Regions from separate parts of the Homo sapiens genome. Here region 2 is linked to region 1. Evidence: chromatin loops called from intact Hi-C (ENCODE). Cell type or tissue: breast epithelium. All regions are shown on one strand. Each heading gives the region's core, and the rest is flanking DNA. Links, peaks and the distances in the headings are about the cores only. Region 1 has its middle 4.4 kb from the start of CPSF4L. Region 2 overlaps SDK2 (sidekick cell adhesion molecule 2).

What was found. A loop is a pair of places that touch in the nucleus more often than their neighbours do. Peaks named below come from ENCODE experiments on the same cell type or tissue, not always from the same donor. Only the 100,000 strongest peaks of a DNase experiment are listed, where the experiment ranks them.
Region 2: it touches region 1 in a loop (12-fold over the local background); 5 of 110 quality-filtered maps call a loop at or near these places.

The regions. Positions count from the first base shown.
Region 1 is chr17:73,263,574-73,268,943 of GRCh38, reverse strand. It overlaps a transcript of CPSF4L not described here. Among named protein-coding and RNA genes, the nearest start is that of CPSF4L, 4.4 kb to the right of the region's middle. In breast epithelium, for the core only: no CTCF peak of the experiment used is centred there; a DNase peak (open chromatin) is centred at 3,073; H3K27ac peaks cover 692 bases.
Region 2 is chr17:73,329,064-73,334,433 of GRCh38, reverse strand. SDK2 (sidekick cell adhesion molecule 2) reads left to right here. Exons shown (of 45, transcript NM_001144952.2): 45 at 1-50. Among named protein-coding and RNA genes, the nearest start is that of CDC42EP4, 20 kb to the right of the region's middle. In breast epithelium, for the core only: no CTCF peak of the experiment used is centred there; a DNase peak (open chromatin) is centred at 863; H3K27ac peaks cover 470 bases.

The sequences.
Region 1 (5,370 bases), core at 85-5,084:
CAGAGGAGGGAGGGTAAGAGCCAGACGTGGGAAGCCAGAGGACTGTGGTTAAGGAGGAGGAGACCAGAGTGTGACCCAAGCTGCCCCACCTGCCACCTCTGCCACTTCGGCTTTGCGGACAGGCCGGGCCTGCAGCTGTGGGTGACAGGCTCCTTTCTCACAGGTCATGGGGGGCAGGGGCTGAAGCCTGTGGAGTTTCCCTCTGAGCCCAGGGAGGCTTTGGGCAGCCTCTGCTCAGCCTGGAGAGGCTCTGGGCACAGAACCCCAGGCAGGGCGGAGGATGACCTGAAGACCAAGTGAAGAAACGTCGCGGCAACAGTGGACAGGGAATGCTATCTGCACACCCCTTTGAGCAGGGCTGACTCCCTAAGCCCAAAATGTCCTATTTCCTTGATATTTGGACCAAAAGTAGAATCTGCATCCTACCTACTCAGGAACAAGCAAAGGCTCAGTAGCTGTCTTGGGCCTCAGGGGTCTGGGTGGTCTTCCCAGCCCAGGGGAGGTGGAGCCGTCTCCCACGCTTAGCTTGGTAGGCTGGAAGGAGCTGGCTTTGGGGCCAAGCAGACCTGAGCTTGTGGTCTTTAGGAAGCACATCTAAGCCTTTAGCCTCAGCTTTTTTCAGTTGTAGAAGAGAAAGAATAATAGCTCTCTTTGCAAGGTTTTGTGGGAATTAGAGAGAATACAACGTAAACAGTGAACCTAAACCAATTAAGTCCTAGTAACTGGTAGCAAAGGTTGGATTCTAGGCCCCCATTCCCACATCTACTGGCTATATAAGCTTAGGCAGTGGTTTCACTTCTGGGCCTTGATTTCCTTACCTATAAAACGGGTAGAGCAGCTTGGAAGTTTACCTTGAGAATGGGAGGAGCCTTGAATGAGAAGTGTGGGTGGTTTATTAGTCCTGTGGCTATTTCCAAGCCCCAAGGGGAAGTAGATGTCTTTCCCTGGGTGCAGGTGTCAGAACTGACGGACTCCTAGAGACTGAGTTCCTGCACAATGACAGAGCAGGACCATCCTGGCTGCAGGGCCTCCCTGCCCTGCACTTCAAGTGGCCACTGTGAAGCCAACAGCTGTCCCCTCCAAGTGGCATTCTTGGGGCACAAAGGGCGGTGGAGAGAGCAGGGAACACTGGCTCATTGTCCCTGGGACTGAGCAGCAGCAGCGGCGGGTGAGGGGCACCCCTCCTGACCTCCAGCCCCTCCCAACCCCGTGGCTATTCGGCTGCCAGGCCATCACTGCCGGATCTTACAGTAGCCCCCAGCAGCACCTGAAGCATCATGGGACCCCTTCCCCCATGGCATCTTTTACCAGGGGCCCTTAGGAATAATGCATTTTAAGAAGGGATAGGTCCAAGCGCAGTGGCTCATGCCTTTAATCCCAGCACTTTGGGAGGCCGAGGTGGGCGGATCACTTGAGGTCAGGAGTTCGAGACCGGCCTGGCCAACATGGTGAAACCCTGTCTCTACTAAAAATAAAAAAAGTAGCCAGGCATGGTGGCAGGCGCCTGTAATCCCAGCTACTTAGGAGGCTGAAGCAGGAGAATCGCTTGAACCTGGGAGGCGGAGGTTGCAGTGAGCTGAGATTTCGCCACTGTACTCCAGCCTGGGGGACAGAGCAAGACTCTGTCTCAAAAATAAAACAACAACAACAAAAACCACTCCTGTGACAGGCAACCACGTGTACTTTCACTGATCCTCAGTCCTCCAGGGACATGGTGTGCATTGGTCCCATTTTACTAATGCAGAATCTGGGGTTCAGAGAGGCGATTAAATGCCTGACCCAGGATGTAGACTGGTAGCTGACAAAGGCTGGATTTGAACCCTGACCTGCCTGACGCCCCTGTCTGCACTGTCGCCATAAAGGCAGGGCGCTCCGTGGAGAGGAAGGCAGGTACTCCAGATAAAAGAAAGGTGGTCATGGCCACGATCTGTCCAGCAAAGCACTGGCTGCCGTTGATCCCAGGCCGGGGGCATGGGCATGAATGACCTTGCCAGGCCCTGCAGCCAGAGAATTCCAAAGCTCCCCCCACCTCCACCCCCGCTTTTCAGAGCAGAGCATTAATAAAGGGGAAGGAGCTGGATGATGACGATTCAGAAATTTGCAGCCCGAGCTAAATGAGAGCCTCATAATGATGGTGATTAAAAATTCACACTTCTGTTTGTACAGCGATTTGAGTGTCCACTTAGCACCATGAATCAATTAATAAACGGAAACACAAGGGCTAGGGATAAGCTCCAGGGCACAGAAGAGGGGGCTGTGAGGTTTCAGAGGGGACATCCCAGGGCTGGGGCACTGCTTTTTGTTGTTGTACGATGGGGACACTCGTTGGCTTCAAGAGCCATGAGGTGGGGCAGCTCCCCCGGCCTCAGCAAAGCTTAACAATCACTCAACTTCTCTGGGTGTCTGTTTGCTCATCTGTAAAAGGGGTGAGGTCGGCCAGGCACAGTGGCTCACACCTGTAAACTCAGCACTTTGGGAGGCCAAGGCGGGCAGATCACCTGCGGTCGGGAGTTCGAGACCAGCCTTATCATCATAGAGAAACCCCGTTTCTACTAAAAATACAAAATTAGCTAGTCGTGGTGGCGCATGCCTGTAATCCCAGCTGCTCGAGGGGCTGAGGCAGGAGAATCGTTTGAACCTGGGAGGCGGAGGTTGCGGTGAGCCAAGATCGCGCCATTGCACTCCAGCCTGGGCAACAAGAGCAAAACTCAGCCAAAAAAAAAAAAAAAAAAAAAAAGGTGGGATCTTCCCAAACCAAATTTCTTTCTTTCTTTCTGTTGGGACAGAGTCTTACTTTGTCACCCAGGCTGGAGTGCAGTGGTGCAATCATGGCTCACTATAGCCTTGACCTCCCGGGCTCGAGGGACCCTCTTGCTTCAGCCTCCTGAGTAGCAGCTGGGACTACAGGCATGCGCCACCATGATTAGCTAATTTTTAAATTTTTTGTAGAGATGGAATCTCACCATGTTGCCCAGACTGGTCTCGAACTCCTGGGCTCCAGTGATCTTCCTGCCTTGGCCTCCCAAAGGGTTAGGATTACAGGCATGAGCCACCGCGCCCAGCCTTGAATCTGAATGCCAAGTGAGAAGGTCTATTCATTTCCTAGAGCTGCTGTCACAAATTACCACAAAGGTGGCTGAATACAATAGGAATTCATTCTCTCACATTCTGGATGCTGGAAGCCTGAGGTCAAGATATAGGCAGGGTTGGTTCCTTCTGGAGGCTCTGAGGGAGAGTCTGTCCCACATCTCTCTCCTGGCTTCTGGTGCAGATGGCAATCTTTGGCCATCCACGGAAGCTGGGTCACCCCAGTCTCCACCTCTGTCTCCCCATGGCCTTCTCTGTGTCCCCTCTGTGCCTGTGTCTCAATTATCCCTCTCCTTTCTCTCATAATCACACCAGTTACTCGGTTTAGGAATCATCCTAATTCCAGGATGTCCCATCTTGAGATCCTTACCCGAATGACACCTGCAAAGACCCTGCTTCTAAAGAAGTTCATGTTCACAGGTACCAGGGGTTAAGACTTTGATTTTTTTTATTTTTTATTTTTATTATTTTTATTTTTATTTTTTTTTTTTGAGATGGAGTCTAGCTCTGTTGCTCAGGCTGGAGTGCAGTGGTGCAATCTTGGCTCTCTGCAACCTCCGCCTCCTGGGTTCAAGCGATTCTCCTGACTTAGCCTCCCAAGTAGATGGGACCACAGGTGCTTGCCACCATGCCCTGCTAATTTTTGTTTGTTTGTTTGTTTGTTTGTTTGTTTGTTTTTGAGACAGAGTTTCGCTCTTGTTGCCCAGGCTGGAGTGCAATGGCGCGATCTCGGCTCACCACAACCTTTACCTCCTGGGTTCCAGCGATTCTCCTGCCTCAGCCTCCCAAGTAGCTGGGATTACAGGTGTGCGCCACCACGCCTGGCTAATTTTGTATTTTTAGTAGAGACGGGGTTTCTCCATGTTGATCAGACTGGTCTCGAACTCCCAACCTCAGATGATCCGCCCACCTCGGCTTCCCGAAGTGCTGGGATTACAGGCGTGAGCCACCGCGCCCAGCCAATTTTTTGTATTTTTAATAGAGACGGGGTTTCACCATGTTGGCCAGGCTGCTCTTGAACTCCTGACCTCAGTTGATCCACCCACCTTGGACTCCCAAAGTGCTGGGATTACAGACGTGAGTGAGCCAACATGCCTGGCCTTTTTTTTTTTTTTCCTTTGAAGAAAGGGTCTTGCTCTGTCACCCAGGCTGGAGTGCAGTGGTGCAATCATGGCTTACTGCAGCCTCAACCTCCTGGACTCAAGCAATCCTCCTGCCTCAGCCTCCCAAGTAGCTGGAACTACAGACATGTGCCACCATGCCCACCTAATAATTTTTTAATTTTTTGTAGAGATGGGAGTCCTGCTTTGTTGCCCAGGCTGGTCTTGCACTCCTGGGCTCAGGTGATCCTCCTGCCTTGGCCTCTGAAAATGCTGGGATTACAGGCGTGAGCCACTGCACCTGGCCTAGACCTAGACTTTTTGGGTAGCCAGTTCAATTTACTGCAGAAGGTATTTTGAATAAGCAAAAACTATGAATGCAAGCCCCGTTGTTTGTGTGCCAAACTAATGATGAGCCACTGGGAGAAGGGATTTCATCCATGTGACACCCACCACACACCTCTGCTGGCCAGGCACCTAGAAGTGGGATGGGAAGCCCCTGGTGGAGGAGCAGAGAAGCTGGGGTGCTGGAGGGAGGAGTCTTAACCAGGAGTCTCCTTCATGTTCATCCCTCATCAATTAACTCTTGCAGGCCACCAGAGTAGCAGAAAGATCTCTGGGCTATATCCCCAGGGCTCTCATGATTTTAAAAAATCATCCCCAGGCTGGGCACGGTGGCTCATGCCTGTAATCCTAGCACTTTGGGAGGATGAGGCAGGCAGATCACCTGAGGTCAGGAGTTCGAGACCAGCCTGGCCAATATGGCGAAACCCTGTCTCTACTAAAAGTACAAAAATTAGCCAGGTGTGGTGGTGTGGGCCTGTAATCTCAGCTACTCAGGAGGCTGAGGCAGGAGAATTGCTTGAACCTGGGAGGCAGAGGTTGCAGTGAGCCGAGATCGCGCCACTGCACTCCAGCCTGGTCAATAGAGCAAGACTCAGTCTCAAAAAAAAAAAAAAAAAAAAAATTCATCCTCTAAGCAGCCCCTGTCCAGTCTTCCCCCGACCATCCCTCAGAGAGCCATGTACAGTTCTCAGAGCCCTGTGGTGGCTCTGCTGCCTTCACGATCACTTCCCCCCAAAGCTGGCCCCAGCAGGCCCCCCAGAGTTGGGTCCCTTCTCAGCTCTTAAGCCTCATTGCCCCCATTCCACCTCTTTACCCCCGCTTCTGCCAAACCAAACCC
Region 2 (5,370 bases), core at 313-5,312, 65 kb before region 1:
CGTGTCCTGTCAAACTGTCAGTATTTTATAAATAAACTTTTTTTTTTGGAGATTTGAAGCAACATTCTTTTCCTTCCTGTTACATGAATGGGGTCACCTGTCCCAGTATCATACCCAAGCAGTTCATTCCCCAGACAGCAATTTTTAGCCATGCTGTGCTTTTGCAGAGAAGAGTCAAGGGTCTGACTTATCTGCTCTCTTAATGCATAAGTGAGTGCCTTCCAGTGAAATGCACTATTTTATTTATTTTAAACTTTTAGAATAAGAACCTACTTGATGCAATGTGCAAATTATAGTGAATAATAATAATAGCAATAGCTAATATGTCTATGGCATTCACTCTGTGCCAGGCACAGTTCTAATCACTTTACGTTTATTAACTCATGGAATCTTTGCGACAGTCCCAAGGAGGAAACCTGGGACAGGGAGACTTTAAGTGGCTTGCCCTCGGGGAGTGGTGGAGCCAGGATTTGTACTAAAGCCTTCTGGCTCTCAAAACATAATGCTGCCTCTCTGATATTTTAAGGCAAGCTCCTTGTCCATTTTTATTTTAATTTCTACAGAGCTAGCACCCCACTTCCCAGTGATCTTAATGCCATGAGAAATGCTATGTTGTTTGGTGGATCTAACCCAGTTAATCTACCCAGGGTTAGAGTTAGGGCTTAGATTGCTGAATTTATGAGTACAGCGGTGTTGCATTATACCACATTTATCTCACATTACTTAAGTCATGTGGACTCAATAGACTCAAGAGAAACAGAGGGAAAATCTCTCTCTGTCTACTTTTTTTTTTTTTTTGAACCGGAGTTTCACTCTTGTTGCCCAGGCTGGAGTGCAATGGCGCAATCTCAGCTAACCGCAACCTCTGCCTCCAGGGTTTAAGCGATTCTCCTGCCTCAGCCTTCCCGAGTAGCTGGGATTACGGGCATGTGCCACCACGCCTGGCTAATTTTGTATTTTTAGTAGAGACGGGGTTTCTCCATGTTGGTCAGGCTGGTCTCGAACTCCCAACCTCAGGTGATCCACCCACCTCGGCCTCCCAAAGTGTTGGGATTACAGGCATAAGCCACCGCATCCGGCCTTTTTTTTTTTTTTTTTTTTTTTTTGAGACAGAGTCTTGCGCTGTCACCCAGGCTGGAGTGGTGTAGTGGCATGAGGCATGAACACAGCTCACTGCAGCCTCAACCTCCTGGGCTCAAGTGATCCTCCCACCTCAGCCTCCCAAGTAGCTGAGACCACAGGTTCATGCCACCACACCCAGCTAATTATTTATTTTTTGTAGAGATGAGGTCTCATCCTGTTGCCCGGGCTGGTCTCGAATGCCTGGGACCAAGAAATCCTCCCACCTCAGCCTTCCAAAATGCTGGGATTACAGGCATGAGCCACCATACCTGGTAGGGAAATCATTTTAATAGGACATGTAATGCCACTCAATGAGTACACTTATTTTGCACAGTGTACATTATTGCATAATGCACATCAGACATTCATACAGAGGCTGCTTAACTAACCAAACACAACTAAAGCAGGGAATTTCATATATATATTTTTTTCATATATATATATTTTGTTGTTTTTGTTGTTTTTTTTCTTGAGATGGAATCTTGGCCTGTGGCCCATGCTGGAGTACAGTGGTACAATCTCTGCTCTCTACAACCTTCTGCCTCCCTGGTTCAAGTGATTCTCCTGCCTTGGCCTCCCGAGAGCTGGGATTACAGGAGCCCACCACCACACCTGGTTAATTTTTTTTTTTTTTTTTTTTTTTTTTTTGAGACGGAGTCTCGCTCTGTCGCCCAGGCTGGAGTGCAGTGGCGGGATCTCGGCTCACTGCAAGCTCCGCCTCCCGGGTTCACACCATTCTCCTGCCTCAGCCTCCCAAGTAGCTGGGACTACAGGCGCCCGCCACTACGCCCGGCTAATTTTTTGTATTTTTAGTAGAGACGGGGTTTCACCGTTTTAGCCGGGATGGTCTCGATCTCCTGACCTCGTGATCCGCCCGCCTCGGCCTCCCAAAGTGCTGGGATTACAGGCGTGAGCCACCGCGCCCGGCCTAATTTTTATATTTTTAGTAGAGATGGGGTTTCACCATGTTGGCCAGGCTGCTCTCAAACTCCTGACCTCAAGCCATCCACCCACTTTGGCCTCCCAAAGTGCTGGGATTACAGGCATGCACCACTGCGCCCGGCCTCTAACCCACTCTTTTATTTATTTATTTATTTATTGCAACTTTCTGTTTCCAAAACATTGAACATAATTTTCAGAAAAATAGTTATTCTCCTTTTCTACTCTTATTTTATCTACTTACATCATATTTAATTAAATTATGTAATTACTATAAAAAGTACAACTGGCATAAACAAGTTCAGAAACAATGATAATTGACTCCTTGTAAACATACAACTCAATTCAGTAGGAGCAGACGTATGCTGGCCTGATAGAAAGCAGCCTACTACCTTCAGCATTCAGGCTACTGTGTACATCTCTTTGTTTTGCAAAAGGAATATAGGGTATCCATCAGTATGGCTAGTTCACTAAACGGGGGTCAGATGAGACTGCTTCTGGACATATCACGCACAAACCGTGTATACGGTACTTTATGACCGATTTTCAAGGGTAATTTTGACTACAGATAATTTTGATCTTATACATCATTTGGAATCCCACATTACACATAACCCCATGCCCGCTGCTCTGAGGATGTTTGGTTAAAAGATAATAACATAGCCGGGTGCAGGGGCTCACGCTTGTAATCCTAGTACTTTGGGAGGCCGAGGCAGGCGGATTGCCTGAGGCCAGGAGTTTGAGACCCGGGCAACATGGTGAAACTTCGTCTTTACTAAAATACAAAAAATTAGCTGGGCGTGGTTGTGGGCACCTGTTAATCCCAGTTACTCAGGAGGCTGAGGCTCAAGAATTGCTTGAACCCAGGAGGTGGAGGTTGCAGTGAGCCGAGATTGTGCCATTGCAGTCCAGCCTGGGCAACAAGAGGGAAACTCTAAGAAAGAAAAGAAAAAAAGAAGGAGAGGAGAGGAGAGGGGAGACGAGGGGAGCGGAGGGGAGGGGAGGGGGGAGGGGGGAAAGGAAGAGAAGGAAAGGAAGGAAAGGAAAGAAAATAACATGGAAGACATTCTGGACCTGGAGTCAGAAGAGTGGGTTCTGATTCTAGAATGGTCCCTTGCAAATGGAGAGACTTAAAGCATCTTTTCTCAGGGGAAGTGAGTGGCCCCTGATCTACCACCAATCAGGTTATTATAAAGATCAAATAAAATAATGGGACTTGGAGGAAAACGCTTTGAACACCAAAATGTGGCAGGCACAGAAGGCATTTCTGTTCTAGACCTGCCAGAAGGCTCACAGTGTCCCTTAATTCCTTTTTTCTTTTCCTTTTTGTTTTTTTAGACAAGGGTCTCTCTGTTGCCCAGGCTGGAAGGCAGTGGTACAATCTCAGCTCACTGCAGCCTCAACATCCTGGGCTCAAGTGATCCTCCCACCTCAGCCTCCTGAGTAGCTGGGACCAAAGGCACACGCCACTACACCCAGCTAATTTGTGTGTATGTGTGTATTTTTAGTAGAGATGAGCTTTCGCCATGTTGCCCAGACTCGTCTTGAACTGCTGGGCTCAAGGGATCCACCCACCTTGGCCTCCCAAAGTGCTAGGATTACAGGCATGAGCCACCGCACCTGGCCAGCGTTCGGTTCCTTAATTCCAATCTTCCTCTTCATTGATTTTGAATCCCAGACTGGCTCCTCCCTAATTGTGGCCAGTGAACTTTGGCCATCTACAGCTCTGTAACCGGTCAAATACAGTAGGGGGGAAGAAACAATGACTACACACACACACACACACACACACACACACACACACACACACACACACACACACACACAGTAAGGTAAATCTGCTAAGAAGATGGGTGGTGAAATGGCGCTTTCGAAAACCAAGGAGAAGCTGGGCGCAGTGGCTTATGCCTGTAATCTCAGTGCTTTGGGAGGCCGAGGTGAGTGGATCACCCAAGGTCAGGAGTTTGAGACCAGCCTGGCCAACATGGTGAAAACCTGTCTCTACTAAAAATACAAAAAAAGTTGGCTAGGCGCGGTGGCTCACTCCTGTAATCCCAGCACTTTGGGAGGGAGAGCTGAACCGACCTTTCCGAGTCTATCAGTCAAGCTGGAAAGCAATGGCGCACTCAACACAGGCCCATTTCAGGAGTTTCAGGAAGAGACCATTCACCAGATTGTGGGTAAGGACCCGGGGTAGTGAGAGCTGGGGTCATCACCACCCCAGGCCTGGCTGGCAAATGCAGGGAGAAGTCACTGGAACCTGCAGACAGAGATGGCTGGCAGGAGACAGAGACGCCCAACAGAGGCAGGGAGGGTGCTAGGGGATCCATAGCTCCCAACCTCGCTCTCCTACCGTCTTCCATTCTCCTGGGCTTTTTCTTTCTTTCCTTATTATTATTTTAATAATTTATTTTTTTTTTTACTTTCTTTTAAAATAGAGGGAAGTTCTTGCTATGTTGCCCAGGGTGGTCTCGAACTCCTGGGCTCAAGGTATCTTCCTGCCTCAGCCTCCCCAAAGTGTGAGCCACTGTGCCTACCACCATGTCTGGCTTTTTTTTTTTTCCCTGAGACGGGGTCTTGCTTTATCACCCAGGCTGGAGTGCAGTGGCATGATCATGGCTCACTGCAGCCTTGAACTCCTGAGCTCAAGCCATCCTCCTGCCTCAGCCTCCCAAATAGCTAGGACTATAGGCATGCATCACCATACCCAGCTAATTTTTTTTTTTTTTTTTTTTTTGGTACATAAGGGAACTCACCATGTTGCCCAGGCTGGTCCTGGGCTCAAGCAATCCTCCCGCCTCAGCCTCCCAACTGCCTGGGTTTCTTATGGTCCAAACCAAATGAGAATTTGGAAGACACTGAGATGCCATCCACACGGGGCAGCCTCCCAGTGGGGCGCACAGCAAGGTCAGGGGATAGGAGGGGCCAATGGGACCAGCAGGCCCACGGCAGTGCTTCCCTGTGCCTTCCGGTGCTGCTGTCCCCATGACCCCTTACCCTCTTTTACCCAGGGCCCATCATATGCACGTCTCATATACTCTTTTCTTAACGCCCATAAAGAGTGAGTGAAATTGGATCCAAAGAGGTTTGCTGAGCGCTTCTACCACAAAGGGTGGGATTTTCTAGTGTGTTGTAGAAGGTAAGAAGTCTTTGACGGGGGACTGGGCGCAGCGGCTCACGCCTACAGTCCTAGCACTTTGGGAAGCAGAGGAAGGCAGATCACCTGAGGTCGGGAGTTCAAGACCAGCCTGACCCACATGGAGAAACCTCGTCTCTACTAAAAATACAAAATTAGCCGGGCATGGTGGT